7 separate regions of the Homo sapiens genome follow, and all the other regions are linked to region 1. Evidence: chromatin contacts called from ENCODE Hi-C or POLR2A ChIA-PET data. All regions are on one chromosome and are shown on one strand. The core of a region is the stretch at or near the end of the contact, and the rest is flanking DNA. Distances in the headings are between cores, read along the strand shown.

Region 1 (4,290 bases), core at 550-3,049:
AATATATATTGTATATATTTATATATAATATATATATACATAAATATAAATATATATTAAATATATTAAATATTATATATTAAATATATATATATTTACAGTACTGATTTGATTATTTCATGTTGACTGCCTCCCTGGTCTACCTCCAGCAGCTAGCCCAGTGCCTGGCACTTCACAAACACTTGAGAATAAACAGCTGCTGCAGGCAGAAACCAAGCCTTAGAGGCAGCAGCAGGGAAAATCCCATTCATTATACAAGCCATATTTACTAAGCCTACTATGTGTCAGGCACCAGCCAAGTCACTGGACTACATCAGTGAAGCAAAGAGATTTTTTTAATCCCCATTTTTACAGGGACTTACTGAAAATAAGGGGGAGGAGAACACAGATAATATACAACTAAATTATATCTAAGCAGATATACTCGAGATACATAATATGTTCCATCTAACACCTTTTAAGGACAAAGCAGGCCAGGCATGGTGGCTTACACCTGTAACCCCAGCACTTTGGGAGGCTGATGGAGGATCGCTTGAGGCCAGGAATTCGAGACCAGCCTGGGCAACATCTCTACAAAAATAAAAATTAAAAAGTGAGCCAGGGTGGTGGCCCACGCCTGTAGGGGGGATTGCTTGAGCCCAGGAGTTGGAGGCTGCAATGAGCTAGGATCCGACCACTCTTCCAGCCTGAGAGACAGAGAAAGACCCCCTCTCTAAAAAAAGAAAGGGAGAAAGAGAGAGAGGCAGAGAGAGAGAAAGAAAGAAAAGAAAAGAAAAGAAAAGAAAAGAAAAGAAAAGAAAAGAAAAGAAAAGAAAAGAAAAGAAAAAGAAAAAGAAAAAAACAGGAAGGAGACAGGGAGTGGTTGGGGGAGGAGGAGGGGGCTGCAATATTAGAATGATTAGATTAGGCCAAGCATGGCCTCCCTGAGTGTGAATTTGAATGCTGACCTTCAGAAGCAGGACAGACTCTATGGGCAAATCCCTCGAGGCTGGGAGAGGTCTGAGGCTTGGGAGGGTCGGCAGAGAGACAATAGGGCTGACGCAGGAGCCCGGGGGAGACAGTAGTAGTAAGACATGAGGGACAGAGCAGAGAGGTCACTGTCCTCAGAGTGTGGACGCCGACCAACACTAGGGGCATCACCTGGGAACTTAGAAATGCTCGTTCTCACGCCTCGCCCCAGACCTACTGAAGCAGAAACGCTAGGGTGGGCCCAACAGCGTGTGTTCTAACAAGCCTTTCAGGCGACTGCGATGCACGATAAAGTTGGCAGCTCCTGGAGCAGGGGTCCCTCCGCGCTACGACCCCACCTCTTCGCGGTCCTCTCAGTCTCCCTAGCGGGGCAAGGGACCCGCCCAGCGCTTTGCTGATTTGCCCAGCGCTCACGCCCAACCTGGGTTTCTCCGGAGCTCGCCGCGCCCCGCGCACCCACCCCGCAACGGCAGCCGCACGTGGGTCTCCCCGCAAACCACCCAGGCGTCCCGGGAGCAGCGCTGCTGCACGGCCGCGCTGGGGGCCCAACGCCTGGGGTTGCAGGTGCAAAAGGCGCCCCGAGCCGGGGAGGCCAATCGCGTCCGCGGAGAACGCAGAGTGCGGGCAGGGGCGCATCCCTCGCCACCCGCGGTCGCCCAGCACGCCGGGACGCGCGTGGCCATCCAGCTCCCCGGGGGCGTTGGGGGGCTCCGCGGGCCTGGGCCTCGGGATTCGCCCGCCGCTTCCCCGGGGAGCCGCTGCTGCAAAGCCAGGTTGGGGCGCCGGGCCCGGCCAGCGCCCTCTAGGCAGCGGAAGTGCAGCTTGCTTTACATCCGTCCTCCCCGCCTCGCAGAGTTGGGAGAAGGCAGGGTGGGGGGTGTGGAAAAATAAAAGGAAAAGTCCTTGCACCATGTAGATCAGCGTCCCCCACTTTGGCATCCCGGCCGGCCGGGGACCTCCCAGTCTGCGGCCATGAACGCGAGCAGCGAGGGCGAGAGCTTCGCGGGCTCGGTGCAAAGTAAGTGCTTTTCCGGGAGCAGTGCGCGCTCCGGGGCCCAGTGCGCGCTCCGGGGCCCGGGCCCAAGCACGTCTGCGACGCAGCCAGCAGGCCCGGGGCCCCGAAATCGGGGTGACGGCTCGGAGCCGCGTCTCGGGGACCGCGGCGGGCGCGCTGTGCAGGGGGCGCCGGAGTGGGCTTGGGGTGGGGGCGCACCCGACCTGGCGCAAGACCGGGGGCGCTCTCCAGCCTTGCGAGACCCCTTGGAAGGGAACAGTGGGGGAGGGCACGCCGTTCAGACAATCGCCACCCCCTAAGGGCATTCCCGCCCCATCAGGCGGAGTTTGGGGCGGGCAGGAGAAAGGGAGGAATCTAGGGTAAACGGGGCAACACTGATGGGAAAACTTCTGCCTCAGTGGCTCAAAATTAGAGCCTGGAGATTGGGGGAATCACCAGGTCTCACGAGGTCCTGCCGGCTCATTGCAAAGCCTTTTCCTCATTAAGGGTGGAGATCTGAATGGAAAACGGGGCCGTGGTCGCTTTATTTGGGTTTGGGGTTCAGTTTTTATTTAACCGAGGAGGACATCAGCGTTTTTCAAGTCCCTGGTTTCTCCCGGTGCATTGTTTCCCAAAGTGTGGTCCAGAGACTGAGTGCAACCAGCCACCTGGGAGCGAGAGCGTGTATTTTAAAACAGCTTTCTGGGCCCCACCCATTCAATCTCGGGGGTGGGGCTGGGGATCCGCTGTCCTTCGTAGCTGCCTGGGCAACTCTGAAGCACATGAAGTTTGAGAACCCATCTACCAGGGGTTTGCAGAAAATCTGGCACATAGTAAGCTCCCAGCTTGTTAGCTGCTACTGTTAACAGTTTGGGAGACACTGGGTCCCAAACTTGGCGGTGTATTCCTTGCATTACTGTGAAAAGCACAGATTTTCCTAAACACCATCCTCCCCACCCCACCCTGTTATGACTCAGTATCTCCTAGGTGGGGCTCAGATATGTCCATGTTTAAATAGTGTACCTCAGTAAGAACCCAGCAGGTAACATGCTGGGGGACTGGCGGGGAGGGGGGACTGTGCTGGTACGAGCACCATCCCATTTAATTCTCATAACAAGCCCGTGTTTTTTCTTGGAGAAATTAAAAACAAACAAAAACCATGGATTAGAAACCTCTCCTCCCATTTTTCAGATGAGAAAACCCACGCTTAAAGTCACTGTTGTTAAGCGACAGTGTCAAGATTCTAACGAAGGTCTATGTCGTTACTTTTGCACTTTCCACATACCAGTGACATTATCTGTTATGAAAATCCTTTCATTCTGGGTGTCAGTCCTATTCCATCATTAAGGAATCGTCAGCAATGCAAGCTACTTCATGTCTCACTTCCTTGTTTCCTTGTTAGTTCCATGGGTATCTCAGTATCTGCCAGAGAAGAAAAGGTTTCCTTCCTTCCATCCATTGATTGCAAAGTGCTTAAGTGTATCCCTGCAAGATGGCTTATCACAGTGCTCAGCCCAGTCTCCTTAGCAAGTCAACCAAACTGTATTTCTGAACAGAGATTTCTTGTCTTAGCTAGACCTGGGGAAAATTGGACATAATGTAAATATCTTACAAATTTTCAGAAAATTATGAGGCATAATTTTATCTAACCATATATGCACAAAGGTAGTCTTGTATCATTTAACTTGGGAAAAATTGGAAATTATGTAAATACCTTATTGTTGCTGAGAAGATTATGACGCATGGACACCATGGAATAATGTATTGCCATTAAATAATCATATATATATGAAGAGATTTTAATGATATAGCACAATGTTTATGCAATGTTTAGGAAAAAGGGCCAGGCACGGTGGCTCACGCCTGTAATCCTAGCACTTTGGGAGGCTGAGGCGGGCGGATCACATGAGGTCGGGAGTTCAAGACCAGCCTGACCAACATGAAGAAACCCCATTTCTACTAAAAATTCAAAATTAGCCTGGCGTGGTGGTGGCGCTTGTAATCCCAGATACTCCGGAGGCTGAGGCAGGAGAATCGCTTGAACCTAGGAGGCGGAGGTTGCAGTGAGCTGAGATCGTGCCCTTGCACTCCAGCCTGGGCAACAAGAGCAAAACTCCATCTCAAAAAAAAAAAGGAAAAAAATTAGGAAAAGGATTAGTTTTACAATACTATGATCTGAATATTTACAATATTATGATCTTATGCAATTTTTTTTTTTTTTGAGATGAAGTCTCGCTGTCACCAGGCTGGAAGTTCAGTGGCATGATCTTGGCTCACTGCAACCTCCACGTCCCAGGTTCAAGCAATTCTCCTGCCTCAGCCTTCTG
Region 2 (4,290 bases), core at 617-3,116, 1.8 Mb before region 1:
TTTTGTATTTTTAGTAGAGACGGGTTTCTCCATGTTGCTCAAGCTGGTCTCGAACTCCCGAGCTCGAGTGATCCGCCCGCCTCAGCCTCCCAAAGTGCTGGGATTACAGGCATGAGCCACCATGCCTGGTCTTAGTTTACACGTTTTTAACCCATGATTTATTCATTCATTTAAAATGAACACCACCCAGGGAATGATTTACACTGTGGCTTCTAATTATTTTAATAGAAGCCAGCCTCTACAATAGGTACGAAGGCTGAAAAAGAAAGATGGTATGGAAAAGTTCAGATGATTTCTAATAATCTGGTCATTCACTTAACAAATATTTGTAGAATATTTAGAATCCTGGCAGTGAGCTAGACCAGGGGTATTAAAAATGCAACCCTTGTTTCTATAAATAAATTTTTATTGGAACATTGCCATGTTCATTCATTTACATGTTGTCTAGCTGCTTTCACACAAAAACATGAGGGTTGACTAGTTGCATGACTAGGGTTGACTGGTTGGGTTGACTAGTTGACTAGACTGCATGGCTCATAAGGCTTAAAATTTTTGCCAACTGGCCCTTTGCAGAAACATGTGCCAAGCCTTGAACTAGGCGCTGGAGGTATATTCAGCAAACAAAGGGGACAGGGTCCCTGACATCAGGGGTTCATATTCGAAGGGGAAGCATGCAGCTAAAAAGTATTAGTAGATAAGTTTAAAAACAAGGTTAAAATTATTAAAACTACAACGTTAAAATTACAAAATTAAAGACAAAATTTGCCAACAAAATTGTAGGTCTGGGAGATCACTGAGGGAAATAAACAAGGTCCCGCGATAGAGTTTGCCTGAGTATGGATGGGGGGGTGTGTGCTACTTTTGCCTGAGTGTGTCTGGGGGCGGGGTGTGCTACTTTTAATCGGTGGATCCCAAAATTGTCTCTGAGGAGATACATCTGAGATGAGACAGGAAAGGTTAAAGGTGCCAGACAGGAAGAGAGCAAGGCTCTTTCTTCCAGGAGGAGGGGACAGCCCTGGCAAAGGCACGGGGGTGGGAATGAGCTTAGTGAGCTTAGTACATTTCAGGAAGAGAAACAAGGCCGTGGTTGCTGAGGGTGGAGAGGTAGGGTAGGGGGAGAATGATGGAAGTAAGATTGGAGCCGTGGGCGGGGACCTCCTCATGCAGGCTGTACGGGCTGTGCAAGGAATGCAGACATAATCCTATCTGAGCAGGGAAGCTACTCACAGATATTAAGTAAGAAGTCTTGGCCCCTGTTGATAACATTCGAAGATTTTATTTTGCTGCTGTGGTGGAGAATGGCTGTTGAAGGTCATTAGGAGCTAGTTAATACAGGTCATATTTCTTGGGAGAGCTGATGGAGATTGGCCTGGTGATTCCTGAAGAAGTGACAAGAAGTGGACAGGTTTGAGACACTAATTACAGTTCTAGACACCGAGTCCCTCCTCTGGGACCACACTCCTTTACAGACCTCATCTCTTTAGGATGGCAGCATCCCTTCAGGCTGGGACTGCTTCTGCCACACCTCCCAGACACATAAGCCAGGCCTCCAAGAAGCTGTGTCTTTTGCTGAACATTCCACAGGTTGTCAGAGACAGAGGCAGCATTCAGCTCAGGCCCCCTAGACCCCAAGTCCTGCATCGTCCCAGTGTCACAAGGCCTCCAGCAATGATGGAGGACGGAGGGGGGCTTCCCTGCCGCTTTCCAAAGACCAAGCCTCGAAGACTTTCAAGCTGGACACATTCCCCAGGGTTGCCTGACCGCCTTCCTGGGAGGGGAATGCTGGCAGCCGAGCCTGTCACCACCCACAGAACTATTGTGGTGCCTGTTACCCACAGGAAATGAGACACACCGCAGGCCGATCCCTGCATGATCTTTGTCTCACAGTGACGTCCTCGTTAGTCAGGTCCTTTTTTCCTCCTTCTCCATCATGCTACTTGAGTTCTAACTGAGAGCAACCCACTTGGTTTTCAAAAATCTGAAAAGAACTGGAAGGAAGCCCTTGGCATTCACAAAGTCCAACTGTTTGAAAACATTTTCCTTTCTTTTTGAGCAAAGGGACTTTTTTGTTTACAAAAGAAAATGTCACAAAACCTGGGTGTGTGTGTGTGTGTGTGCGGATATATGCATATACGCACACACAGACACATATGATAAAAGTGAAACTATTCTGATTGATGGAAGACTGGGTTTCTCCCTTCCCCTAAGCACCACTTCTTTGATGGCCCTTTCCCAGCCTTCCCCTTTCCCATTTTCATGAGCCCCTGAAGTGCTAGATTGTGTGCAGCGCAATCTGCAGGCAGGTTTAGCAGGTGAACAAATGGAGGCTTGAAAAGGGAAGACATCTGTCCACACTGGTGTGGGCTGAACCGAGGCTTGTGACAATCAGCGCAGTCACTGCAAGGAGCCTGAGACCGAGGGTTGGAAAGAGCGGGCAGTGAACAGAAGAGAGCCGGGGACAACAGGTGAGCTGAGGGCCAGATTCCAAGTCAAAGTGGCCAGGCCGTTACCGCATGACCTAGTCCTAGGTCATCTTGGAGCCTCAGTTTCTGCATCTGTAAAATAGGGTGAATAATAATCACTGTCCACCTCACTGGGCTGGAGAGAGAACAGGTAAGAGAATGGGTCTGGTTTGGCCTTGTGAACTGTGACGTGTAGTCCTGGTATATAAGGCAGGAAAGGGGTTGCATTTATGTCTCTGGCCTCCAAGGTGGAGTCCCAGTGAGGCCAGAAGGGCATGTGTATGTATGAGGCCAGTGAGTCAGGTGTGGTCTGTGGCTACCTGAAGGGCAGGTGCCCACCTAAAGGGGGTGCCCCTCCTCAGCACCAGCCACATGTTACCTTGGGGGACTGCAGACCCATTGTGGCAGGACCTGTCCATTTAGTCAAGAGAAAATAACAAAGGTGGAGAATTTTTAAGAGCAAATACCTAATTTTTAAATGCCAGCATCTAATTTTTTTTTAATAAATGAAGAAAATGCTTGTACAAGTTCATCTATTGCAAAGTTCAGGCCCGTGGCAGCCACTTGGCCATCTGAGTTTGCTGTTTAGTCCATCAAGCCCCAAGATCAAGCTCATGGAACCTAAAGGATGGAAACCTCGGGGAAGTAAGCTTTAATAGAGGTGAGTTGACTGGGCAGGGTGGAGCCTGGGTGAACCAGGATCCACGGCAAGGCACGCTGGGCAAACAGAGGCAGGATGGATGGCTGCCACCCGTGGCCAGCCTGAGACCAGGCTCTAGACACTTGCAAGAAGCTTGTTCCTGGACTTGAACCTAGCTCTCATCTAGTGGCTGAGTGAGCTTGGACCTGTCATCTTGCTGAGTTTCAGATACCAGATCAATGAAGTGAATGGTGCTGACGTCACAGGGTTAGCATGAAGATGAAGGGCAGTAGTGTACAATGCCCTTAGAGCAATGCTTGTGAGGTTTAACTAGTCAGGAAAGGCTATTTTGTGAGTATTATTTAGTTAGCCCCTGCCCTGGGTTGTAAAGGTGCAGAGATGAGTCGGGCACCGCTGTGCCATGGGGAGTTTGTGCTCTAATCACAGCAACAAGCGATTACAATGCACGGTAAATGGAGGGGTTGGGGAATGGCCTTTACCCAGCTCAGGGTTCAGAGATCGGGGACAGAAGCCGGCACCCCACTTACTGGCAGGAATTTGACTGAAGTGGCTTGGGCTCGCTGGGCTTCAGCAGCCTCCTCTGTAGCCTGAGAGCGACAGTGGCGTCAACCTCGTGGGCTGCAGTGAGGACCGGGTGGGATGGCAGTCTAAGACCTCACACAGATGAGGCAGCAGGCTCTCAGCGGTGAGGGACCGGCCAGAGGTCATGCAACCAGAAAGGGATGGAGCATCCCCAAACCCACAGCTGACTCCTGAGCCCAAGCTTTTGGTATTTCACGGTGTCCTGGTCATCTCTTGATGCCCCAAAACTATTAATAACACAATGTATTGTCTGCAGTAGGTCCTCAATATATGTTGTTGAATGAAGTAGTGAATTCAACTACCACCACTAAAAATAATCATAACTCTTTTATCACACTTACTGTGTGACAAAGATTGTTCAAAGTACATTGCATATACTAACACTTAATCTTCAAAACTACCCTGTGAATTCCCATTTTATCAACGGTAAAATTAAGGCTTAAGTAGAGGGTTAAGCAATTTGACCAAAGTCACCCAGCTAGGAAGTGGCAGGTCTGGCGTTCAAAGACCAGCAATCTGATTCCTTGGTAAATTACATGAAATTACACTACACTATGTAGTAAATACAATATACTATACTATGCT
Region 3 (4,290 bases), core at 1,334-3,833, 1.7 Mb before region 1:
TGCATATCCAGGTGATCACCATGACCAGCCATGCTGCCATAAGGATTCTTTTCAAGTCTCTTTAGGCATCCACATAAGGGGTACTGTGGAGTATAGAGATGACTATTTCTTTGAATACTGTGATAGATGCAATAGTAGACTTGCATTCAAGGTACCATAGTACAGTATAAGAAAAAATATATATGCCTTTGTAAACTGTGCTTACTCGCTCAGGAGCAGGGGGACGCCCCCTTCTTAAGGGAAGAGCCGGCATCACACGCCCTCCCAGCTCAAGCTTCCCCTGCGACCTGCACGTGTGTGAATTGGCAGGCCCCACTAATATTGGTATTTCCCTCTCATTCCTACTATTACCCCTGCCAAGCTTGGGATGGCAGAGTTGGAGTCATATCCATTCTAGGAGCCTAAAGATGTGACTCCTCTGCATTGATGAGAGACACGGAAGAGGGAAAAGCAAGGAAAGACTTTAGTGAGCTCTGAAGTCCCACCTGCCACTCCACTAAATGCCAGAATCATCTGGCCTCACTTAGTGGGTGGAGCAAATTCCTGCCCCCCAGGGCCTCCCTCCTGAACCTGCAAGGTTGGTGGGAGAGGGAGACCCTCCCCAAAAGAGGAAGCCTGTTGTGTTGAGAGTGATTTCAGAGACCTCAGCCAGGAAAGGTAAATCAAAATAACCCTTACACTCCGCCTCCTTCTTCCTTTAGAGGGGAATGTTTCCTGGCACGGGTGCTGCAGCTTAATAAATTGCATGCAGTAGATTTCAGGCCTTGAGAAAATCTTAACACTAGCTAATATGACCAGCACTAACAAAATTTCTTGGAGCTTATAATAACAAAAAAAGCTCATTGACGGATTCCCACTTTTATTCCTGCCCCCCTTTTCCACTTAGCCTTAAATTTTTTTTAATAAGAAATTTTTATTAACAAAAACAACAACAAAAAAAAAACAGAGTGAAGCACTTCACAAGATCTTGCCCAGTTTATTTTTTTAATCTGTAATAATGAGCATAACAGTTCAGCAATGGAATACTCACTCCAACAAAATCTCCAGATCTTTACATCCTGAGTCTGCGAGGGCTGGACACATGCCCTTGCTAATTATCAACCTTCTGAAACAGCTCAAGACATGGGATTAAAAACTGCTGTGGAATTTGAACTCACGGACATTCATCTGAGTCAGCTACTCTGAACTCGCATCTACTATAAGGACCTGAGCATTTCCTTCTCCCGTTTCCTCAGGACCTGCTCGGGGGTGTTCAGGGGAAGGTTGTCACAAACATACTTGCAATAAAAATAATCAAACAAATGGAGAGCATGTCTATTTCCGGAATTAGATTCTTTTGATAGTGAAGGAATCAAATGGGATAAGGGGCAGGGAGAAGTCAGGTAAGTCCAATATTACTATGTCCACATGCTTAAATTTCACTCCTCGGGGGCTTATTGTCCCTAACAATGGCCCTTTTAGCTATGGAATACGGGGAATGACTAACCTTTTTCTAGCCTGTCAGTGAGAACTACCACTATATATTGGTAAGTATTTCCGTACAAAATTCACTTGGAAAGGATATTGTTTCAAGCCTGGACAAAGCTCATATTGTCATGTTCCAGTTCCAGTTATTTTAGGCAAGGAAGGGGAATTTCCACTGCTCCCTACAATCAGTTTTGAGCACTTAGCTCTGAGTAATAACTTCCTTGTAATCTGTCAGAGCCCAAGTTATTTAACAGAGGAAAGAAAAAATCCCCTGATACTATGCATGAAATTCTTAGCCAAGCAAGCCACTTTAAGAATACATCAATTAGCTCAGGCAGGAGTAAAGACGTGACCTCATCCAATGGAGAGAATGCAAGCAACTTGATTCTAAAAGGAAGAAATGAAATGAGTCAATGCAAATTCCCAGATAGGATACAAAACTAAGAGTCATTTAATGTCAGTGTTGATGATAATAGTAGCTCCCATTCATAGCATACTTATCATAGGCCAAGCACTAGCCCATCCAAACCCCTTATTGCCCTGGTCCTATTAAAACTATTTAAGTTTTATTTTCAAGAGTCAACTAATGTATGCTAAATAAATAATAGTACAGGTGGCAACAGATATGGCAAAAATCCAAAGTAATATGCAAATGACAACTGGGAAACATTAACTGAACAATACCATTTCTATAAATACATAACAAATACACCATCATAACAAAGAAAGTAAATAAAATTACCGTGTATTGAAATTGGAGTTTAATTAAGTGCCAGCCATTTTATAAGCATTAACTCTAAGCCTCACAAAAGCCCTAAGAATTGGGAAGTATTGCTATTCCCATTTTACAGACATGGAAAATAAGGCTTATATTGCTAAGTCATTGGTTCAAGGTCACATGGCTAAAGTGGCAGAGCTGGGATTCAATCCCACTCTCGCCAGATGCCAGAACCCAGGCAGATGTTACTGTGGCATTATTGGCACTTGTGTCAAGCCCGGTGAGGGATTTCAGCAACCCTCAGTCTGGATGGTACCACACACTCCTCCAGGCAAAGGAAACGCCCACAGGCCACTGAAAAAAGAAGCCACTTCCTGTCCCTGCAAAGAGAGAACATCACCATCCTTGAGTCAGGTTCCTCACCATCTCTGGGCTCAGCCTCTCAGCTAAACAATTTATCTTTGGAGTGACAGGTGATGACTTAGTCACCCTGGCTCTGCCCTTCTCCCGTTTCCTATAAACCAGCTGTGTTTCACGGGTGATTTAGAGCATAACCACAGAACACATAGGCTTTTATGGAACAAGCAATAATTGGGCACTGCAGAGAAGCTGTCATGCCCCCCTCACCCATCCCCCCACCCCATTGGCAGAGCTAACAGCTCCCAGCTGCTCTCATTCAGCAGCACAGAAGCCAATTCACCTGGGAGATTATCTCCTCACTCTTAATGAGGCCAGCCTACAGCCAGTAACTGACTGTTCCAGGCCATGAAAGGCCAGCGCCTTTGCTTCAACATGAGCTAATGCTGGGGTGCAGTATCTGCTCCCGATACACGCAATGTATATCCCCAAGGCATCAGGCTGAAGCTAGACTCCAGTTCACAAAAACCTCTGCTTCGCTCCTTCTCCCACCGTGTCCTGCTTCCTTGGTTCCCACTCCCATGGGAGCCTTCCCTCACTAAACCACTGCCCCCAACCCCCATCCCCAGTGCTGCTTTCAAACCCAAAACACCACCCACCATGTGCCACCATGATGGGTACTGGAGACGTGTGTTAACTAAGTGGGATTTTTGAACTTCAGGAGCTCATACTAGTGAAGGAAACAGTTACATAAACCCAATAGAATAGGGTAAGAACTATAATAAAATGTGCATTCTTTTTACTCTTTCTCTTATTTTAGTACCTCTGTGCACCCAGGCCTATGATAAGCATTATTCAGACATTGTTCCATTTGATTCTGAGAACAAACCCATGAGGGAGGCACTGCAATTAACCCTTTTCATGGACAAAAAAAAACCCCAAGTGTTCACAAAGGTTAATTAACTAGCCGTTAAGTGTAGAGATGGTACTTGAACCCATTCTCTTTAAATTTCCTCGCTCTTTTACAGGGCGTCTTTCCCGCTTCTTGAGATCAGCCGTCAGCAAACCATGCTCCCTAGGCACTGCCTGTTTCTGCAAATAAAGTTTTATTAAAACACAGCCACACACATTATTTACCCATGTCTATGACTGCATTTAGTCTACGAAGGCAGAGGTGAGCGGTTGACACAGAGCCTGGAGGGTCTGCAAAGCTGAAAATATCTACGTCTCCCTTTTTATGGCTACAGGAGTAGCCAGCCCTCCTCTATTTGATGAGCTTCTGTTCTTCTTCAGCCTCAGAAAAAGAGAAACCAGGAATTTTCTTCCGTCCAAATCGAGGTTCTCCATCAACTGCTGCCTATAGTGGAGCCTGTGCTCCCTTTGCCCTGAGTCTGGGAGAACCTTACTCATTCACTAAGCTCCGGTGCAGCACTTGCTGGAGGACAAATTCACATTATCTGATTGGCCTGTGTTCCTCTTGCTGTTTCACCTACCGACACGTTAAAAGGAATTCTATCATTTCCTCAACGGATTATTCCTGTCGAGAACCACAACAAGGAAGCTTCCTCTTGAGATTTCAGCCTGGAATCCTCATTGTTCAAAGATATGCCATTACCTTTTAAATCATCCCCCGAGAAGTTCCTCTTCTAGCCTTTTATTTATGGAATTTCAATGCTTGGAAATGGTGATCACCTCCTCCCAGGGTTTTCTGCCACATGGCTTTCATACTTGAGCTCTTTTCATCTTTT
Region 4 (4,290 bases), core at 742-3,241, 1.5 Mb before region 1:
AAAAGGTTTTTCCTTTGTTGTAAATTCAGGATATAAACATTTTCAAGTTTTGGCGGAAAAAAAGGAGAAAGGGGGAACACAAATTTTAAAAACTTTGTTTTGTTTTTAATTTTCCTGGACCCCTAATAGATTCAGTTATCTAATAACTATTATTACTTTTGACATTTTAGTTTTGTTTTTCCTGGTCAGCATCACATTTTTAAAATGAGGCATTTTTCTAGCCAGGCGTGGTGGCTCACACCTGTAATCCCAGCACTGTGGGAGGCCGCGGCTGGTGGATCACTTGAGGTCAGGAGTTCGAGACCAGCCTGGCCAACATGGAGAAACCCCATCTCTACCAAAAAGACAAAAATTAGCCGGGCGTGGTGGTACAGGCCTGTAGTCCCAGCTACTTGGGAGGCTGAGGCACAAGAATGGCTTGAACCTGGGAGGTGGAGATGCAGTGAGCTAAGATCACACCACTGCACTCCGGCCTGGGCTACAGAGGGAGACATCACCTCAAAAAAAAAAAAAAAAAAGGTATTTTTGGAGCAGGACATATGTGAGATTAAGAGCACGGGCTAGGATAATCTAGATCAAAAATCTGTAAAGGTTTTTGTAAAGAGTAAATTTTTGGGTTTCATGGGTCATACAGTGTCTGCTATTACAGCTGAAAAACAGCCACAGGCCATATATAAGCAAATAAGTCTAGGTTCCAATAAAACTTTATTTACAAAAACACATACTGAGCAGAATTTGGCCCTCAGGCGGTCATTGCTAACCCCTGATCTAGAATTATATTCTATCTCCATTTTCTAGCTGGGTGATCTGAGCCTCCACTCATCTATAAAACGGAGATAATAATTATACTACCTCATTAGATTCAGAGGGTGAAATGGATCTGTGTATAAAATACTTATTCCATGTAGGAGTTCAATAAACATTACCTGTTATTATCGTTTTCCTTTTTTTTACAGTAGGAAAATGAAGCAATCTGCCCAAGTCATGAAATTAGGAGGTGTCACACTCTACTGCACAGCCTCCAGAGGAGGTTTCCATTGCCCGATTTAATTTGATCTTAGCTTAGCTTTTGACTAAAAATGCCTTTTCCCTCTTTCCTAAGCAATTCCTTTCAAGGCAAAGTCATCAGAAAGAAAGAAGAAAAGAAAAAAAGAAAGAGAGAGAAAGAAAAAGAAAGAAAGAAGAAAGAAAAAGAAAGAAAGAAAGAAAGAAAGAAAGAAAGAAAGAAAGAAAGAAAGAAAAAGAAAGAGGGAGAGAGAAAAGGACAACGACAGAGATCTGTAAATGACCACAATTGATTAAACTCTTCGGGGAGAGAGATAATAACTCTGCCCTGCAAGTGTTTCTTCTGCCCAATCTCATCCCCTTTTTGGAGAAAGAAATTGTCCCCCAAGATTGTCCCATTTTGTCCTAAGGCTGGGGCTGGCCTGGAGAGAGCCTCTGAAGGCTTATCATGAAGCTACTTCCTTTAGGATACGGCACCATGATCACTGTGGCAAAACCCACCTTTATTTTCTCCATTAGGTAACATCACAGAGAAAAAAAAAGATCTCATGGGATTTTGCCTTTTTTTTCTTTTGGACATTTTTATTGTGTCTGGGTTTTCCACTCAAGTTTTTAGGATTTCTGGCATCAGACACTTGCCTTTGTCTCCCATTTCTTTGTGGTGATTGCCAAATGCCCACATACTATTTACACCTCCCATTCTCTCTAGGGTTTCTAATGCCTCTCTTTCTTATGACTAGCATTTCTTCCTAAACCTTTGCCTCTTTTTTCCTAAGCAGCAGGAGAGCTCCCAGAGTCTCAAGATAAACAGTAAACAAGATTGTGCATTTCAATGACAAATACAACAGGCAACCTATTTTTTCATCCCCACGTCATTTTTAACTTGGGGATGGTTACTTCTTCGGTTTTCCTTCTCTGAACATTGTCAGGCCCTGTTCCTCTTTCGTTTTGGTCTTGTTGCAATCTCTTCGTGAATTAATGTTTCAGTGAGTGTACTTGTGACAAGGCATATGGAGCGGGCCTCCTCTTTAACTCAAATTTCCTTCTTCCCAGGCACAACAGAAATTTGCTGTACACACTGCAAGACAAAGAACAAAAAGACCTCACTCGCTGAGCGAAAAGATCCAGTCGTATACATGATTTCACCGGGTTTCCAACTGTATAATGAAATCGAACTCCTCCCTCGGGAGGGGGTTCCCTCCCCCACCTACTGCACACACAAAATTCTACCCACTTCTTTCCAAGGACACACTTTGTTCTAAATCCCCAGTGGCTTTACTCCTGCACACAAAAAAAGAGCAGAAGTCTGCACCTAAGTTGTAAGCGTGAGCTGCGATCTTTCTCTGAGCCCAAGATGAAAGGAGTAGATGGAAAGGAATTACTCAGTGTGAAGTATGCATTTGTAATAAGCAGGCATGGGATGCTATGTAGTGATCTTGACATGGCTGATAGGGGATGAGGAGGTGAGGATGGGATAGACTTTTTCTTTTCATTTTCATGAATCTCTTACTCTCAAGCTGAAGGAGAGACTAAAAACCACAGGAAAGGGCACGAGTTTATTATCACAGATTTTTAATGGGTTAATAATGTTCTGCTTAAAACCCTCGTTTTAAAAAAAAAGTTAATTCGATCCATTTTTCTTTGGATTACAGCAACTTTAGGACAGGTGTGGTGTAATAGGAGTCGCTTTCAGAAAGGAGTGAGTGTGTTTGAGCAGAGAATCACTGGGTACACACCAGACTACTTATTGTAGCACTGTTTGTAGAAGCAAACACTGAAAGCCACCAAAAAGTCTGTGAAAAAGGGCAAGTGAAATACATTAAGGAATACCATTTAAAGAAATACTATGCCACCACTTAAAACATCAAGTTTTTCTAACACAGAGTGCTGTCCAAGAGATTTAAGTGGAAAATGCAAGCTGAAAGATACTTGTGTAAAGACAAAGAAAGGTGTGAGCGTTCGATATGCATATATGCTGATCTATGCGTGGACTATTTCTGGCATGAGACACTACAAACTGCTAATAGTCATTGTCTGCGGGGGAGGAGGGAGACCCACCCTTCCCCACAAGCCCTATAATTTGAATTTTCCCCAGGAGCATGTATGACATGGTTCCCCAAAATTTATAGCTCACTAGAAAAATACCTACATTGGAAATTGTCCATGATCGATACTCAAAGTGAAAAAAGCAAGTTGTATAACAGTGTCTATAAATATGATACCAGTGGTGTATTTAAAACAAAGCATGTGTATTTGTATATGTGCATTTTATGGAAAACGTCTGGAAAATATGTTTCACACTGTTAAAAAGTAGTTATTAGCTATCTCTGGTGAGATCATGAGCTGCGTGGGAGTGAGCAAAAGGAATGAGGAACTTCAACTCCTTTACCTTAATTTTATACTGTTTGAACGTTTTAAAGAGATTAGGTATGACTTCTATTTTAATTTTTAAAAACTAAACTGAGAAAATTATGTAAAGAAATGGTCACAGGAAATGGTCAAATACTGGCCCACGATACATGAGAAATGCGTGCCCTGTCTTTCCAGAGAAATCGAGCTCCCAAAAACGTTTGCGGTAAATCCCTGCTTTTTGGCTCCTCAATAATGGGATATTATACTGTACCTTATTGAGTACATTGGAGTTTTTTTCCCTTCCCTTAAATGCTATTTGCTGAAACTGCTCAAAAAGACTTTCCGAGGTGGCCCCGTTGGTGTCTTTGTTCCAGCCCGCCCGCCCCGAAAGGCAGGAGTCTCTCTGCCTTCAAGGAGCTGGAAACGCAGTCACAGCTCTCTCACTACAGAGGCCGGGCTTGTGGCAAACCAGGAGTCGTATTTGTGTTTACTTTCCTGCCTTGCGCAGTTGAGCTGCACTTGAGTGACTCCCATTAACAAGCATGAAGTTACTTAATGGCCTTGCCTGTCTGCTGTTTTCTGTTACGCTGCCATCCTGTGAACGGCCTTCTGTGTAAGTCACATTTGACAGTCTGCGTCTCAAATATGCTCTGAGAGTTGGAAAAGCCTCTCAGACAGCGTTTTCAAATGGGATCCCATGGAAATAGCCTCTTGCTTCTCAATTAGCTCGAAGAAGGCCCCCCACCCCCGTTACGTTTTCTTCTGCCTTAGGCATGTGTGAAAATGATGCGGGAAAAAGAGACACTTCGGAGATCATTTTCAAAGTCCTTATGTGAATCCTAGTTTCTAGGTGCTTACACTGCAATTCACCTACTGAAATAAACATATTTGGCAAATAGACATGATCTGCTTTCTGGGATTGATAGCAAACAC
Region 5 (4,290 bases), core at 1,101-3,600, 1.5 Mb after region 1:
GCCTGAAATTCCAGTTTTAAAGCACTCAAGGTTTCTTAGTACTAGAGATAAATTACTATTTGATTGTATTTATCAGTATACTTAGAATTCCTACTCATTTTTTTCTGTGGAAAAAAATTAAAGACTTGCTACCAAGATTAGGGCTATAAACTTAAAATTTTAAGATTATGCAATATCACAAGTGTTTTTCTTTCCATAACCTCAACTCCCACAAATCCAAACTAAACTTATAACAAAAATGCCATAAGAAGGTTCAACCACTGGGCATGGAACCTCTACTGCCACCATACCGCTAAAGGAAAAGTTCTGCTATGTATTTTGGGTCATCTTAACGCTATAGCTCAAGCAAGTCACTTCAATTTGCTATGCTGTGCACAGAGGACACATGGACATGCACATTCCTTAAATTGCTGTAACTACACGTCTTTTCTTACTAATTCTGAAACTAGTGCCAATCCTCATGTAAGTGCCAAGCCGTTTTTGTTTTTGTTTTGTTTTGTTTTTTGAGATGGAGTTTTGCTCTTGTTGCCCAGGCTGGAGTGCAATGGTGCAAACTTGGCTCACTGCAACCTCCACCTCCCGGATTCAAGCGATTCTCCTGCCTCAGCCTCTCAAGTAGCTGGGATTACAGGCATGTGCCACCACGGCCGGCTAAAAATTTTTTGTATTTTTAGTAGAGATGGGGTTTCATCATGTTGGCCAGGCTGGTCTGGCACTCCTGACCTCAGGTGATCCACCCGCCTCGGCCTCCCAAAGTGCTGGGGTTACAGGCGTGAGCCACCGCGCCCAGACTCAAATCACATTTTTTAATGATGTTACAAACGAATGTCGATTTTCTCGATGTGATTCTCAGTTACAGAAACTTACAGAACTTTGCTTATCAACCCTAGACAATAAAACTATTCTACCTAGAGGCTCTAGGAAGCTTTCCTTACTCCACTGTACCTCACTCAAATCACTCCTTGATTTTACATACTCCTTAGTAGTCTTACCATCTATGATGCTCCATTACTTTTTTTTTTTGAAATTGATATACTTTCAATTTTCTCCTTTTCTGTGTTTTGGCCTTCTCAATTCTATTTTAAATGTTCTCAGGGCCCAGCCAGTGTCCTGTTTTGTATTCTGCAATGTCTAGAAGTTATTAAAAAGGCATGAAGGCTTTGCAAAAAAACAGCTTGAGGAAGTCATAACCTTTCTAAGCCTCAGTCTTCTCAGAGAATTGGGCTAGATTATCTAAGCTCCTTTTAACTCTTCAACTCAAGAAACGCTTGCTGAAAGTGTTCCCTTGGCTGCCGATCACCTTCAAATTCCAGCTCAAAACCCCCTTTGGAAGGCATTCCCTAACTAATCCCTCCCTACAGACTACCCTGCTCACTGAGCCTTGAGATTTAGAAATTCAGTGAATACCGAAGTAATTATCAGCAGATTGGCATACCGTTGGTCAAGGGGAAAAGCACTTGATGTGAGTAGGTAGCAGGATGGAATGAAAAGAGCATCTAGAGTCAAACTGTAAAGTGCTACTCCAACGTAAGGTGATAGTACTAATTTTACAGATTAAATGCATACCAAAGTTAGTGCTAGAAAGAGCGCCAGCAGGAAGCAAAGCGAACTTTTAAAGGGCTGTTTAGTTCACTGGGCTCTCTCCTTCGCCACTCGATGCGCCCCTTAACCACAGAAAGTGGGAACAACGGGGTGGTCCAGGGCCCTTTACTCACAGCCCAGCAGGCAGGATTCTCCTACACCTTTTGAGCAGCCTCGCATTTCACTCAGTGTGCGCCATCCTTGGATATACCTTGGCCCCTACTCCCGTCCGTGAACACGGGAATGAGATTTACGGAATGAGATTAAATGCTGGACTAGGTCTTCTTCCTGCCCGGGCCAGGGGCGGACACTAGCGCCCCCTGACCCCCGCCACCCCCTCCTCGGCAAGTTTATTACCCACAGTCTCCCGACCGCACCGTCCAGACCCCGGGGCAGCTCAGCCCGTCGCCTCCCCCGGCGCTCCGAGCCTGGCCCGGCCTCTCCCAGGCCCCGGCCCCCCAGGCCCGCCGCTCCGCCCAGCCCGGGCCCCGCGCACCTTGCTCTTCACCTCCATAGTGCCCAGGCAGCCGCTGCCCGCCCCGTGCCGGTGGCTGCGGTTCATGCTGAACGCCGAGCCCCGCGACGGCCTCCTCCGGCCGGGCGGCCCCTCAGGAGCGCGGGGAGCGAGTGCGCGACTGGGGATCTCGGAAAGCGGTTGCGGCCCGGGCGCCTCCTCACAGGCACCTGCAGAGGGGGCGGCCGCAGCTCCGGCGTCCGCGCTGAGCTCCACTCCACCAGCTGCTCACACGGCGGGACCGAGGGTCGGACTGGTGGCGCGGCAGGCGGGGAAGCAGCTCCCTCCCTCCGGGCCCCGGCGGCGACGGCGACAGCGCTGGAGGAGAGGAGGGGGCGGAGCGGAGGCCACAAGCGCCGCAACCTCTCCCTCTGCCGCCTCCCCCGCGAGCCCGCGCGCGCGCACCCGAGCGGACCACAGCCGCGGCGCGTGCGCGCGCTCACCTGCAGCCCCCGAAGATGCCGCAATCCCTCGCGTTCCGCCCACACCCAATAGAAAGCGCGCACCTGCGCCCGCGGCGCCAACCAATCGATACACGCCTCGCGCGGTGCGTGGGCGGGCTGCCTCCTCAAAACCCCGCCTACCACCGCACGATTGGTCCTGCGCTACGAGGGAGGGGCGGGATCACCTGAAGCCATGGCCCTCCGCCCCGCTTCAGGCCGGAGAGCCAGAAGGCGCATGCGCGGGTGCTGGAGTTTCCGCCCCGGGAAGGCACGCGGGGAGGCCGGCCGGAAGCGCGAGCGCACCTGAAGAAGGGCTCGGCTGGGTGGGCCTTTTGCGCACGCGCGAGCGCGCGCCTGGTTGCCCGGCTCCGCCGGGGCTCGCGCCGCTTAGCGCGCGCCAGTCACACGCACGGTCCAGGGGATTGGATGCGCCGCCCGTCCGGTTGCCGAGGCGCTGCGGGGCTATTCGGTTCCAGCCGGGCCCCCTTCCCGCTTCCACTTTGGGATGCTGCAGCCCCCAACGACGCCCCTCCACCGCCCCTTATCGTTGCTTAGGCGTCCCGCTGCAACTCTTGGTTGCAAAATTCAAGTTTTCCCGCCTCTGCAGCGGTTGCTGGGGGAGAAGCTTAGGGCTCTCTTGGCTTCATTTTGTCCGAAGAGACTCTGCACGCCTTAAGTCCGTCAGGTCGAGAGGGAAGGAAAGTGGGCTGAGGCGCGGGAAGGCTCCTTGCAGGCCCAGCCTCCCTGAGGATTTCTAGTCCAGTCTTTCAGGGCTTTTTTTTTTTTTCTTTAAAAGTCTTCCTTTTCCCTCCTCCCGCCATTCCTTGGCCATTCGCTGTTTCTACAAATGACAGCCTCTAGGTTGTGTTCGTTTCCCGGAGTGACCAAGCTGTGTCCCAGAGCAACAAAACGCTGAATCCTCCTCTCTGAACGTCCCAGAGCCCGGCCTCTCTTCACACAGACCCTGTGGGTCATGGGGAGGAGAGGAGAAGACTGAAGCTTTTGGCTGGAGGAGATTCCCAGGTCCCAAGGTCTCCCTGTGGGACCCGGGAATCCAAGAGCTGTTGAAACCTGCAAGCCAGGAAGGGGGCAGGGGAATGGAGGTGGAGGGGAAGGTCCAACCTGAGATTTGGCAAGAAGAGTGGTTAGGGTACCTTCCTCCCCTCATCTCCCTGCCCACCTCGGAGGCCTCCTAACACTTGTACCCCTGTTGCCCAGCACTTGTTACAAGTTACAGGTTTCCCATTTTTGTGTGCATCTGAGTTTTGTGAGTAATCTGCCACCAGCCTAGAATGAAAGCTCCCGAAGGCGCAGGGACGGCTTGTGCTTTGCTGGCATTGAGTGGCACAGAACCCGACTCCCAGCGGGTACTCAGATGGGTCTTTGCTGGGTGCTGCCACTGAGGGTGTCCCTTCTGCAGGCTCTTTGCCCCACTTGGGTTCAAAGGCGAGAAGCTCATTTTTTTCCCTCTGGAGGATTCAGGTAACCAGACGTTTTGTGGGAGGATTTAAGGTTTTTCTGGCCACCTGTGGCAGCACAGGTGGAAAGGACACCAATCCAAGCTGTATAATAAATAAGCAAGCTGCCTCCACCCCCTGTTTGAAAGCACATAGGAGGTGACTCAAGTTCAGCCGGAAATAAAGTGCATGTCAGGGCCTGTAACTCCCCTGTTTGGACTAGCACAGCAGTTCCCAACCTTTTTGTTTTCAAGACCCCTTTACACTATTAAAAATCATGGAGGACCCCAAAGTA
Region 6 (4,290 bases), core at 846-3,345, 1.4 Mb before region 1:
TGGTCAGAAAATGTAAATGTTTTCAAACAACTTAAACATTTACATGTCATGAGAGATTTTTAAAAAATCAGATATCCACTCATAAAAACAGCTACAGGTTTAAGAATCAGCAAAAAACCATCTTAGGCCCCAGAAGAGAAAGAGTATATATATTTTTCACATTCTTATTTAAATAACCATCTGTTATCTGCAAATGTAGTTCCTACTGAGAACATCCCAATAAAAGGCCGGTCTGTGACTAAGGAAATACTCCAACTAACGATCCACTGATAGGCAAAGAAATATCAACAAGGCCAGGAGGCCTCATCGGTCGCTATCTAACAGACCTGGTAACAGCAGCAGTACCAGCTAGATGGCAAAGGAGCAGTGGTTGTGCCCAAACCATTACAAGTTTGCTAGGATTATTTCAGTCCATCTAGCAACTCACTCCAGGTGGGCAGCATTTAGGCTGGATTCTATGCAAACAGAACACAACAGAATACACTGGCAATGAGGGGTGCCCTTGTGTTCCAGATAATAGAAGCTTTGAATTCTTATACCCTAAAATTTTAGTGTTTCTGTAATGGATCTACAGTGTTTTGCTGTATAACTTGAAAACTAAGACAGACATAAAATCTTTAAAAGCTTAGAAAGGGAAAAAGGAAAAAAGTCTAGAAATTTTTTTTTTTTTTTTTTGAGTCTTGCTCTGTCACCCAGGCTGAAGTGCAATGGCGCCATCTCGGCTCACTGCAACCTCCACCTCCTGGGTTCAAGCGAGTCTCCTGCCTCAGCCTGCCGAGTAGCTGGAATTACATACAGGCGCCTGCCACCATGACCGGCTAATTTTTCATTTTTAGTAGAGATGGGGTTTCACCATGTTGGCCAGGCTGGTCTCGAACTCCTTACCTCAGGCGATCCACCCGCCTCGGCCTCCCAAAGTGCTGAGATTACAGGCATGAGCCACCGCGCCCGGCTACATTTCTTTAAAATTTCTCAAGTTAAAAGTAAATAACTGTTAGAATGGTTACATCCAATATTTACAAGCAGAATGTGTTTCCTGAGAATTTGCCCTTTCATTTAAGGTTGCAGTAGTGCTGCCACCATGTTTTCACACGTGATCAAATGTATCCCATTGGAAAACCGTGTAATCTTGTTCGGAAATCTTCCTCAGGCTTTGGCATCCTGTGGGTGTTCTGCCAGAGAACTTTAATCCAAATCATAAACTTAAGTCATAGGTACTAAAAAAGAAACTTCTGGTCTAGGACTTTGAATCTTTTGACTGTTAATAATCAAGAAAGCTGTATTTTCTTTCGTTTAAAAAATAGAGACGACTGGTGGTGGTGGGGGCTGCGGGTGTGTGTGTGGCTCACGCCTGTAATCCCAGCAATTTGGGAGTTTTACGTGGGCAGATCACTTGAGGTCAGGAGTTTGAGAACAGCCTGGCTAACATGGTGAAACCTCATCTCTACTAAAAATACAAAAATTAGCCGAGCATGGTGGTGCATGCCTGTAGTCCCAGCTACTCGGGAGGCTGAGACATGAGAATTGCTTGAACCCGGGACAGGGAGACTGCAGTGAGCCGAGATCATGCCACTGCACTGTAGCCTGGGTGACAGAGTGAGATTCTGTCTTAAAAAAAAAAAAAAAAAGAAAGATTAAAAATAGAGATGGGGGGGTCTCACTATGTTGTTCAGGCTGGTCTCAAACTCCTGGGCTCAAGTGATCCTCCCACCTTGGCCTCCCAAAGTAGAAGCTGTATTTTCAAGTTGGTCAAGTGTTCACCTACTCTGCCTCCAACTGTGATTTCAGTATATACAGGCATCCATAAAGTCTAGAAACAAAGAATCTACGTCATTACAAACATCTTCAATTTGTAAAAATTAGAATACATATAATAGGATAGAGTATAATAGAATAAAGTAGGATAAAACAAAACAAAGTAAAATGAAATAAATTAAACAACACTGTGTCTCCAGACTTTATGAAAATCTTTTTCGTGGACTTGAGGATGTACCGAGCCAGTGGAGTGGCTGGATGAAATGGGAACTCCACCGCAGGAAGTGGTGCTTTTCTCATGCTGCTAATTAAGGAATGTGGAACCCTTCTTTCTGAGTCAGCTTGGCGGTATGTAGAATTCTGTCCTGCTCGGTGCTTACGTGATTATTGCATGAAACTTTAGAAATAAACCAGAGTATCTTGCCACTTAACACTTAAGAGGCCAGAGGTGGTGTGTGTGTGTGTGTGTGTGTTTTTAAATGGTTCCTAATCTTTAAAATGGTTAGTTGCAGCTGGCCTTTTATCAGCTGATCATATTTACAGCAGTCTCAGATGGCACGGTGCCGTCCCAAAAGATTTGGACCATTTAGAAGCTCACATTTTAAGGTACACAGGCTTATCATAGCATTCTGAGGATTCACTAGAATTACATGGCAAGAAAAACTTTTCTGTGGAACTGTTTACTATTCTTATTTTAAATTACTTTTTGGTAAAATAAATGTTAATTTATTTCAAAGGTAATATAAGTAGATTATGAAAAATAATTAGAGAAAAATAGAAAGTAGAAAAAGGGTCATACATATGCCATTATTGAAAAACAAACATTAAAAAAATTTTTAAATATAACCCATCATAGGATTAAGGGTAAAAAAAGAAAAAAAGAAACAATTTTAATAAAAATTTTGAAATGTATGCGAAAGTAGAGAGAATAATAAAAATAGTGTAATGAGTAACCCCCATATCTGATGCCCAGTTCTAGTTTCTTTTTCTTTTTCTTTTTTTTTTTTTTGAGATGGAGTCTCGCTCTGTCGCCCAGGCTGGAGTGCAGTGGCACGATCTCAGCTCACTGCAATCTCTGCCTCCCGGGTTCACACCATTCTCCTGCCTCAGCCTCCTAAATAGCTGGGACTACAGGCACCCACCACCACGCCCGGCTAATTTTTTGTATTTTTAGTAGAGACGGGGTTTCACCGTGTTAGCCAGGATGGTCTTGATCTCCTGGCCTCATGATCTACCTGCCTCGGCCTCCCAAAGTGCTGGGATTACAGGCGTGAACCACGGTGCCTGGGCAAGTTCTAGTTTCAAGATGTTAACCACCTTTGGTTCAATTCTCTTGTTTTTTTATTTACTAAAGTATTATAAATTCTCCTATGTCATGTCATTCTTCTATATCCTTCAGTATACATCTTTAAATATATATATAATGCATATTCTGTAATAATCCGTGCCATTATTACAGCTAATGAAATAAAATTTTTTTGTTTTCATATAATATTCAGTCTGTACTAAAATTTTTCTGATAAAATCAATTTAAATATTTTTATGTATATTACATCCTTTTTTCGTTACTAATAGAAAAAATTAGAGTTCATTAAAAATACAACTTTGCATCTCGGTTTTTTCATTTGCTATTATAAATATTTCCCAATGGCCTATTTTTCAAAGCTTTCTAATTCTAAAATGGCTGTATGTAATCGTGTGGGGATACATAACTTGGATGACTAACCACTCCTTTATTTGTGTCCCTCCACACATGCATGGAGAGTGAACGTGTATTGCTCTCCCCCTCGTAGTAAATCTTGTTACCACGAAGATCTTTGTTCCTAACACCTTTTCCTACATTAGGGCTGTTTCCTTAGGATTGATTCCAGGAGTGTTATTGCTGCATCCAAATGTATGAACATTTGTAAGGCCCTTGACTTGTCTCATTGAGTTGTTTACAAAAGGACTGTACCAATTTACACTTCCACTTACAAAGGATGAGAGAGCCTCTATTAAAATGTTTAAAGGCCGGGCTTTTCAGAGCTCTTATAAATCATTGGCTATAAGAGGCTGACTTAGGTTTGTCATATGGTCATAGTCATCTCAAAATAAATAAATACGCATTTTCTATAGCTATAAAAACATGGCATGCGCAGACTGCCAAACAACCACAAAGTAACTTTGATTAAAGGAGGAAACTGGTCTACTTGTTGAAAATGTGGTAATGAGATAGTTTCCACCCAGCCGGGAAGCGTGGCCCGGAGGGGGAGGGGAGCCTGCATTTCTTCATGCCTCTACCCATCCTGAAGAAGGTAGAAAGGAACAGGTCAGCGTTCTCTTCCTTTACTTTGTAATTTTTTTTTAAGCTGAATATTTAATTTGTTTCCATATGCCTGAGTTGATGATGCCAAAATACGGTTGAAAACTAGCAGAAAACTTCTCGTGGCAAGGGTTTCCTGTAAACAAACCCCATAGTACTGGGTAAGAGAGGATTAGGGCAGAGCCATTTTAGCTGCGACTCCCAATTCTATTTTGTTTCCTTGGGGACATGCT
Region 7 (4,290 bases), core at 817-3,316, 1.4 Mb before region 1:
AGGCTCAACCTGGTTCCACTTGGTCATAGTTTCTTTGTTGTGTAGCAAGGCTCATAGTCATTTGTTTTCATAAAGTTAAATGAAGTTTCTTGTTTATGAAGTGTTTTTGGACTGTGTTTTAGAATGTGACAATAAGTTTAAAAAATATATTTTAAAGATAGGTATTCATCCTTTGTCAGAAAAGGAATCCTAATACTAAAAGTGATCAATATCAGTGGACTTGAGTGAAAAAAAATTCACCCAATTTAGTTTTTTAGTGCTGGCCTAAGAATCTACTGGCACTGCTAATTAATTGTGAGTAATTGATTCGCTTCCTTTTTAAAAAAGACTAACCAGACCATATGTGGGGTTAGTAGTTATATATAAAATGACAGCAAAACATGACACTTGGCAAATTCTTCCCCTTTGCTGAGCTGTCTTCTCAAATTCCTTTTCCTATTTATTAAGATTGCATTGCTCACCAGCTCCGGATCGTTTCTGTAGTGCGTTCTTTCTTTTGATTTAGGAAATAGATATTTTAAATGCTTTTCTTGATGTGTTTTAAAGTTTTTTCATTTTGGATATGCTGAAGGCCGGTAAAAACACAAATATTTGGCTATTTTGTTAGTAGCGACTTGCATAGATCCATTTCACATTTGCATTAGTTTGCATTTTGGGGTAGAAAAATTGTGGATGTGCTTGTTATGTCTATGGTTCCTCGAAGCTTATTTAAAATGGGGAAATATCACAGGCCTTAGGAATCAGGATCTTTTTTTTGTCCTTTTTTTCAGTAAGGAAAGAAAACATTTGGGAAACGCTTTAAATGAGTTGTGCGTAGGGAGGAGGGGAAAGGGTAGCGGTTTTTTTTTTTTTTTTTTTGTCCCTTTTTTTGTCCCCGGTTTCCTCCAAATGGATTTCTATCAAAACCAAGTAGATTCTTGGAACCTAGGCTAAGTTTAGAAATCTCAAGTTAGAATAGCGCAAGCCCAGCCCTTTCAGAAAAAAAAAAATCACAACAATTAAATAGCTTTCTGAAGATACTCATTTAAAAACTGTTTATCTTCTCGACCTTCCTCAAGCTTGAAGAAAATCTTTGGTGTTTTTCGCGCACAGCTGCCTTCTAACCCGCGAGCAACGGCGTTAAGGTTTTTGTTTGTAATTCGGGGTGACCCAGGGGTTCGGGCCGCGGGCCCCTCCCCTCGCCCGCGCACACCTTGCAGAGGAGGGGGCGGCGGGGACAGGGCCGGATCTGCGCCTGCGCACACCCTCGCGGCCCCCTCCCTCCGGCCTCCCCGGGTACCTGTCACGGCTACCGCCGCGGCGCGCGCCCGCCACGTTAAGCCGGATGGCGGGAGGAGGGGTGCGGGGCGGGGGGCGCGGGGAGGGTGGCACGGCGCGCGCGTGCGCGGGAGTCGCCGAGCGAGAACTGGGAGTGCGCGCGCTCGCCGCTCGCTCCCGTCCCGGAGGCGGAGTCGGCGGCGGGGGGCGGAGCAGGGGCGCGCCTATGCTAGTCACGTGGGCGCTGGGGCGGGGCCGGGGCGGTGTGGGGCGTGGCCGGGCGGCCGGTGAAGGCAGGGGGCGGGGCGGCCGGTGAAGGCAGGGGGCGGGGCGTCTCCGAGCGGCGGGGCCGAGGGAGGGCGCAACAGCTGCTCCCTGAACACTTTCTGACCCAACAGTCCCCCAGCGCCGGACGCGCCGCGCCCCGGCGGCTCTAGGGACCCCCCGCGCCTGCACTGTCCCCGCGCGGACGAGTAGGGGGCGCCCGCGCCTTTGCCCCCGTGCGCACCCCCGCCCCGCTCACCTTAGCCCCGCGCCCGAGGTGAGCCCGGCCCCTATATTCTCCGGGCGGGGGTGGGGGTGGGGGACGCTCCTTTTTTGTTGGGGGGGGGTCTTGGAGGCGCGAAGGCACTAGGCTCCTCGGCGGATGGCTGCACCCCTCGCCCGCGGCTCCCCGTGTCTTTTGGGGGGCCGGGTGCGGGCGCGGAATCCGGGAGGTGTCCGCACAAAAGGCTGAGAGAAACTCCGCGACGCCTCCCTCCCTCCCTCCGCCCTCCCCGCCCCCTCCCCTCCGCGCCCGCTCCTCCTCATTCAAACCCGGCCGGCCCGAGTGGTGTCAGCTCAGTCCCGGCCGCCGCCGCGCGAGGAAATGGCCGAGGAGCCGGAGCCGCAGGTAAAGGGGGCGCGCCCCCCGCCCGCGCCAGCCGGGGCGCCCGCCCGGTCCTGCGGAGGCTCCCGCGCCGCCCCCGAGGCGCCCGGCTCTCGTTGTCTTGTCCCCCCCCAGGATGACCTCAGTTCCCCGTCTCAGCTTTCTATCCGCTCCTCTAGGGCGCCCCCTCCCCAGCCGGCTCCTGCGCTTCCGCCCGCGGGAAGGTGCGGGCGATCCCGGGCTGCATCCGCTCTTGGCCGTCACACTCACGCCGCACGATTCAGAGGGGCTTGGGGTGCGGGGTTCCCTGAATCTCCGCCGGGAGCGGGGGTCTGCGGGGGTGGGCGGTGGGGGGCTGTTCCGAAAAGTTGGGTCGCCCCGCGGGGCGGGTCTCCCAATTTGCCCAGTTGGCCCTTGGGGCGCGGGCGGAGGGGGAACGTCGGCGTAGGGTCCCCCCGCGATGCCCGGGGAAGGGCCGGGGCAAGTTGGAAGCGGCCAAAACAATGCGTCCGGACGGGCATCCCCCCGTAAACAATGGCCGGGACGGTCCACTCGGGCCGGGCGGAGGGCGCCTCTAAGGGACCGCGGGAGGGGCTGGGCCTCGCCGCGGACCCCGACGCGCGCCCCGTGACTCCCTCGGGTGCCCAAAAATCTGTCCCCGGGAGTCTTGGGGCGCCTGCTCATCCCTGAACAGGGATGCACGGGGCTGCGTTTCCTGGATGTGTGCGATAAGGTGGCTTTTTTTTTCCCTCCTCTAATTTTAAAGATTTTTTTAAGTCTTAATGTTCTATAAACACTTAAAGAATATCTTTACAACTCAATTCTAGTGGAACACCCAAAGCCAGCTGGAAGCAGAACTGGGAACTCTAAAGGGCAGGAAGGATTGAAATGCTAGCCCAAAAGTGCTGCTGCTTTTTTTTTTCTTTTCTTTTTTTTTTTTTTTAAGGGAAGTTTCTGCCAGGAGGTGCCGAGTGGTGAAACCGCTCAGTTTCAGGCACAGCCCTCTTGTCTCTCGATTTGGCCCCGACTGCGAGCCGGACGGGATGGTGGAGAGGCGGAGGGCGCTGCTGGGGGCCCGGGAGGCTGGATTTGGGGCTGCCTGGGCGGTCCCGCCCGAGGGGCAAGACCCGGCACGCGGGGCGCGCGCCGGAACCTGGGTCCCGGGAGTTTGAGAAGATGTTCAGGGCCCGGGTTGGAACCCACATTTTGGGATTCTGGGTAGGGCCACCGAAGACGGGAAGGCGCTTTCTTGGGCGGGTGGGGGTGGGGTGAGCAGGCAGGGAGTTTTCCGCCAGGTTTAGTTACAGGAGCTAGAAAAGGCCACTTCTGGGACCCTGGCATCTGGGCCGCCCTGAGAGCCCCAGAAACTTTTTTTTCTTTTTCTTTCCCCCCACCCCCCAGAAAAGGGTAGTCATTTCAGGTTTAAGGCTTTGGTGTATTGTTCTACCTCGAAATTCCTTGAGCCTCAGTTTATCTTCCTGAATCAGTCTATGGGGCTTGGAGCGTTGAACATTCCTAAACACGGAGAAAGTAAATGGCGGTTGCAGTGGTCCACTGGCCAGTTTGGGGGTCCTGTATTATTGGCCACTGTGTGTCCTACAGCGTAGCTAGGTTTTTCAGTTTTCTAGATCGTTTGGAAGCATTAAGCTGTATGTTTTAAGAAGCCTAGGTCTGATTTAGTTCAGGTTGATTCAATTATGTCTTCATTGCTTTTGAGTTGGTTGAATGACTTGACATGAGATTAAGCTCAACAAAAGAAAAGGCGAGGTAGCAACAGCTGCCGTCCAGGCCTGGCCACTAGGTAGGGGTCTTAGGAGGCCTTTTACCTTCTCTTTTGTATATGTCAAGAAGGAGATTTACAATGTTCTTATTTTACTGTACTTCTTTCCCCTGAAGTGGATGTTCTTTCTTGATTGATATCAAACAAGACTTAAAATGCTAAGTTTTATGATACTTAGACAACGAGTAATAGATGTAGTTTCTAAAAGCCTTGATGTGTCTGCAGTGACAAGTGCAGAGGAATAACCTCATTGCTTTTTGTCTGAAAATATAACAGGCAAGCCACTAGTTTGTGCTTACTTAATGTGTGCTAAGAACTTTTAAGGTGTGTCCTTAATGGTAGATAACTTTTTTCCTTCTGGGAAGTCATATTTATTTTAGATATT

What was found. A loop is a pair of places that touch in the nucleus more often than their neighbours do. ChIA-PET counts read pairs that join two places held with the same protein, here RNA polymerase II (POLR2A). Pooled maps may share reads with other maps.
Region 2: a map of naive thymus-derived CD4-positive, alpha-beta T cell shows a loop between it and region 1 (5-fold over the local background). The contact joins the enhancer-like site here to the promoter of ZFP64 in region 1. A Hi-C loop is called at or near these places in 2 of 168 maps with a recorded cell type or tissue (both naive thymus-derived CD4-positive, alpha-beta T cell), 2 of 37 single-sample maps with no recorded cell type and 14 of 50 pooled maps. POLR2A ChIA-PET finds 5 or more read pairs at or near these places in 3 of 52 experiments (AG04449, CD4-positive, alpha-beta T cell and naive thymus-derived CD4-positive, alpha-beta T cell).
Region 3: a pooled map shows a loop between it and region 1 (5-fold over the local background). The contact joins the enhancer-like site here to the promoter of ZFP64 in region 1. A Hi-C loop is called at or near these places in 1 of 37 single-sample maps with no recorded cell type and 3 of 50 pooled maps. POLR2A ChIA-PET finds 5 or more read pairs at or near these places in 1 of 52 experiments (WTC11).
Region 4: a map of Right ventricle myocardium inferior shows a loop between it and region 1 (5-fold over the local background). The contact joins the enhancer-like site here to the promoter of ZFP64 in region 1. A Hi-C loop is called at or near these places in 1 of 168 maps with a recorded cell type or tissue (Right ventricle myocardium inferior), 1 of 37 single-sample maps with no recorded cell type and 8 of 50 pooled maps. POLR2A ChIA-PET finds 5 or more read pairs at or near these places in 3 of 52 experiments (WTC11 and activated T-cell).
Region 5: a loop to region 1 is called in a map of B cell, with 30 times the contacts of the local background. The contact joins the promoter of PARD6B here to the promoter of ZFP64 in region 1. A Hi-C loop is called at or near these places in 1 of 168 maps with a recorded cell type or tissue (B cell) and 8 of 50 pooled maps. POLR2A ChIA-PET finds 5 or more read pairs at or near these places in 1 of 52 experiments (RWPE1).
Region 6: a loop to region 1 is called in a pooled map, with 4 times the contacts of the local background. The contact joins the enhancer-like site here to the promoter of ZFP64 in region 1. A Hi-C loop is called at or near these places in 1 of 37 single-sample maps with no recorded cell type and 2 of 50 pooled maps. POLR2A ChIA-PET finds 5 or more read pairs at or near these places in 2 of 52 experiments (MCF 10A and OCI-LY7).
Region 7: a pooled map shows a loop between it and region 1 (10-fold over the local background). The contact joins the promoter of ZNF217 here to the promoter of ZFP64 in region 1. A Hi-C loop is called at or near these places in 1 of 37 single-sample maps with no recorded cell type and 5 of 50 pooled maps. POLR2A ChIA-PET finds 5 or more read pairs at or near these places in 1 of 52 experiments (activated naive CD8-positive, alpha-beta T cell).

Annotation. Positions count from the first base shown.
Region 1 is chr20:52,189,288-52,193,577 of GRCh38, reverse strand. ZFP64 (ZFP64 zinc finger protein) reads left to right here and starts at 1,799. Exons shown (of 6, transcript NM_018197.3): 1 at 1,799-1,987. The coding sequence starts at 1,942. RefSeq lists enhancers at 918-1,047, 2,088-2,944 and silencers at 1,458-1,727, 2,088-2,327.
Region 2 is chr20:53,947,032-53,951,321 of GRCh38, reverse strand. The region is part of intron 12 of BCAS1 (brain enriched myelin associated protein 1); the gene reads left to right. Among named protein-coding and RNA genes, the nearest start is that of BCAS1-AS1, 34 kb to the right of the region's middle. RefSeq lists an enhancer at 2,126-2,225. Within about 2 kb of position 1,866, at least 15 of the 41 ENCODE cell types and tissues checked have a DNase peak (open chromatin) inside an H3K27ac peak, as active enhancers do; they include CD4-positive, alpha-beta T cell, where a contact is called at or near this core.
Region 3 is chr20:53,898,129-53,902,418 of GRCh38, reverse strand. No RefSeq gene overlaps it. Among named protein-coding and RNA genes, the nearest start is that of BCAS1-AS1, 15 kb to the left of the region's middle. Within about 2 kb of position 2,583, at least 19 of the 41 ENCODE cell types and tissues checked have a DNase peak (open chromatin) inside an H3K27ac peak, as active enhancers do.
Region 4 is chr20:53,738,197-53,742,486 of GRCh38, reverse strand. It overlaps LOC124904933 (a long non-coding RNA gene), which reads right to left. Exons shown (of 2, transcript XR_007067660.1): 1 at 3,629-4,290; 2 at 687-2,083. Among named protein-coding and RNA genes, the nearest start is that of ZNF217, 150 kb to the right of the region's middle. RefSeq lists a silencer at 1,623-1,917 and an enhancer at 4,192-4,290. Within about 2 kb of position 1,991, at least 9 of the 41 ENCODE cell types and tissues checked have a DNase peak (open chromatin) inside an H3K27ac peak, as active enhancers do.
Region 5 is chr20:50,729,640-50,733,929 of GRCh38, reverse strand. It overlaps PARD6B (par-6 family cell polarity regulator beta), which reads right to left and starts at 2,350. Exons shown (of 3, transcript NM_032521.3): 1 at 2,078-2,350. The coding sequence starts at 2,143. RefSeq lists silencers at 1,908-2,697, 2,798-3,007 and enhancers at 3,198-3,247, 4,200-4,290.
Region 6 is chr20:53,609,521-53,613,810 of GRCh38, reverse strand. The region is part of intron 1 of LOC105372672 (a long non-coding RNA gene); the gene reads right to left. Among named protein-coding and RNA genes, the nearest start is that of ZNF217, 18 kb to the right of the region's middle. RefSeq lists an enhancer at 2,992-3,041. Within about 2 kb of position 2,095, at least 13 of the 41 ENCODE cell types and tissues checked have a DNase peak (open chromatin) inside an H3K27ac peak, as active enhancers do; they include OCI-LY7, where a contact is called at or near this core.
Region 7 is chr20:53,591,615-53,595,904 of GRCh38, reverse strand. ZNF217 (zinc finger protein 217) reads left to right here and starts at 2,066. Exons shown (of 6, transcript NM_006526.3): 1 at 2,066-2,149. RefSeq lists silencers at 1,046-1,885, 1,976-2,055, 2,546-2,695, 3,116-3,355.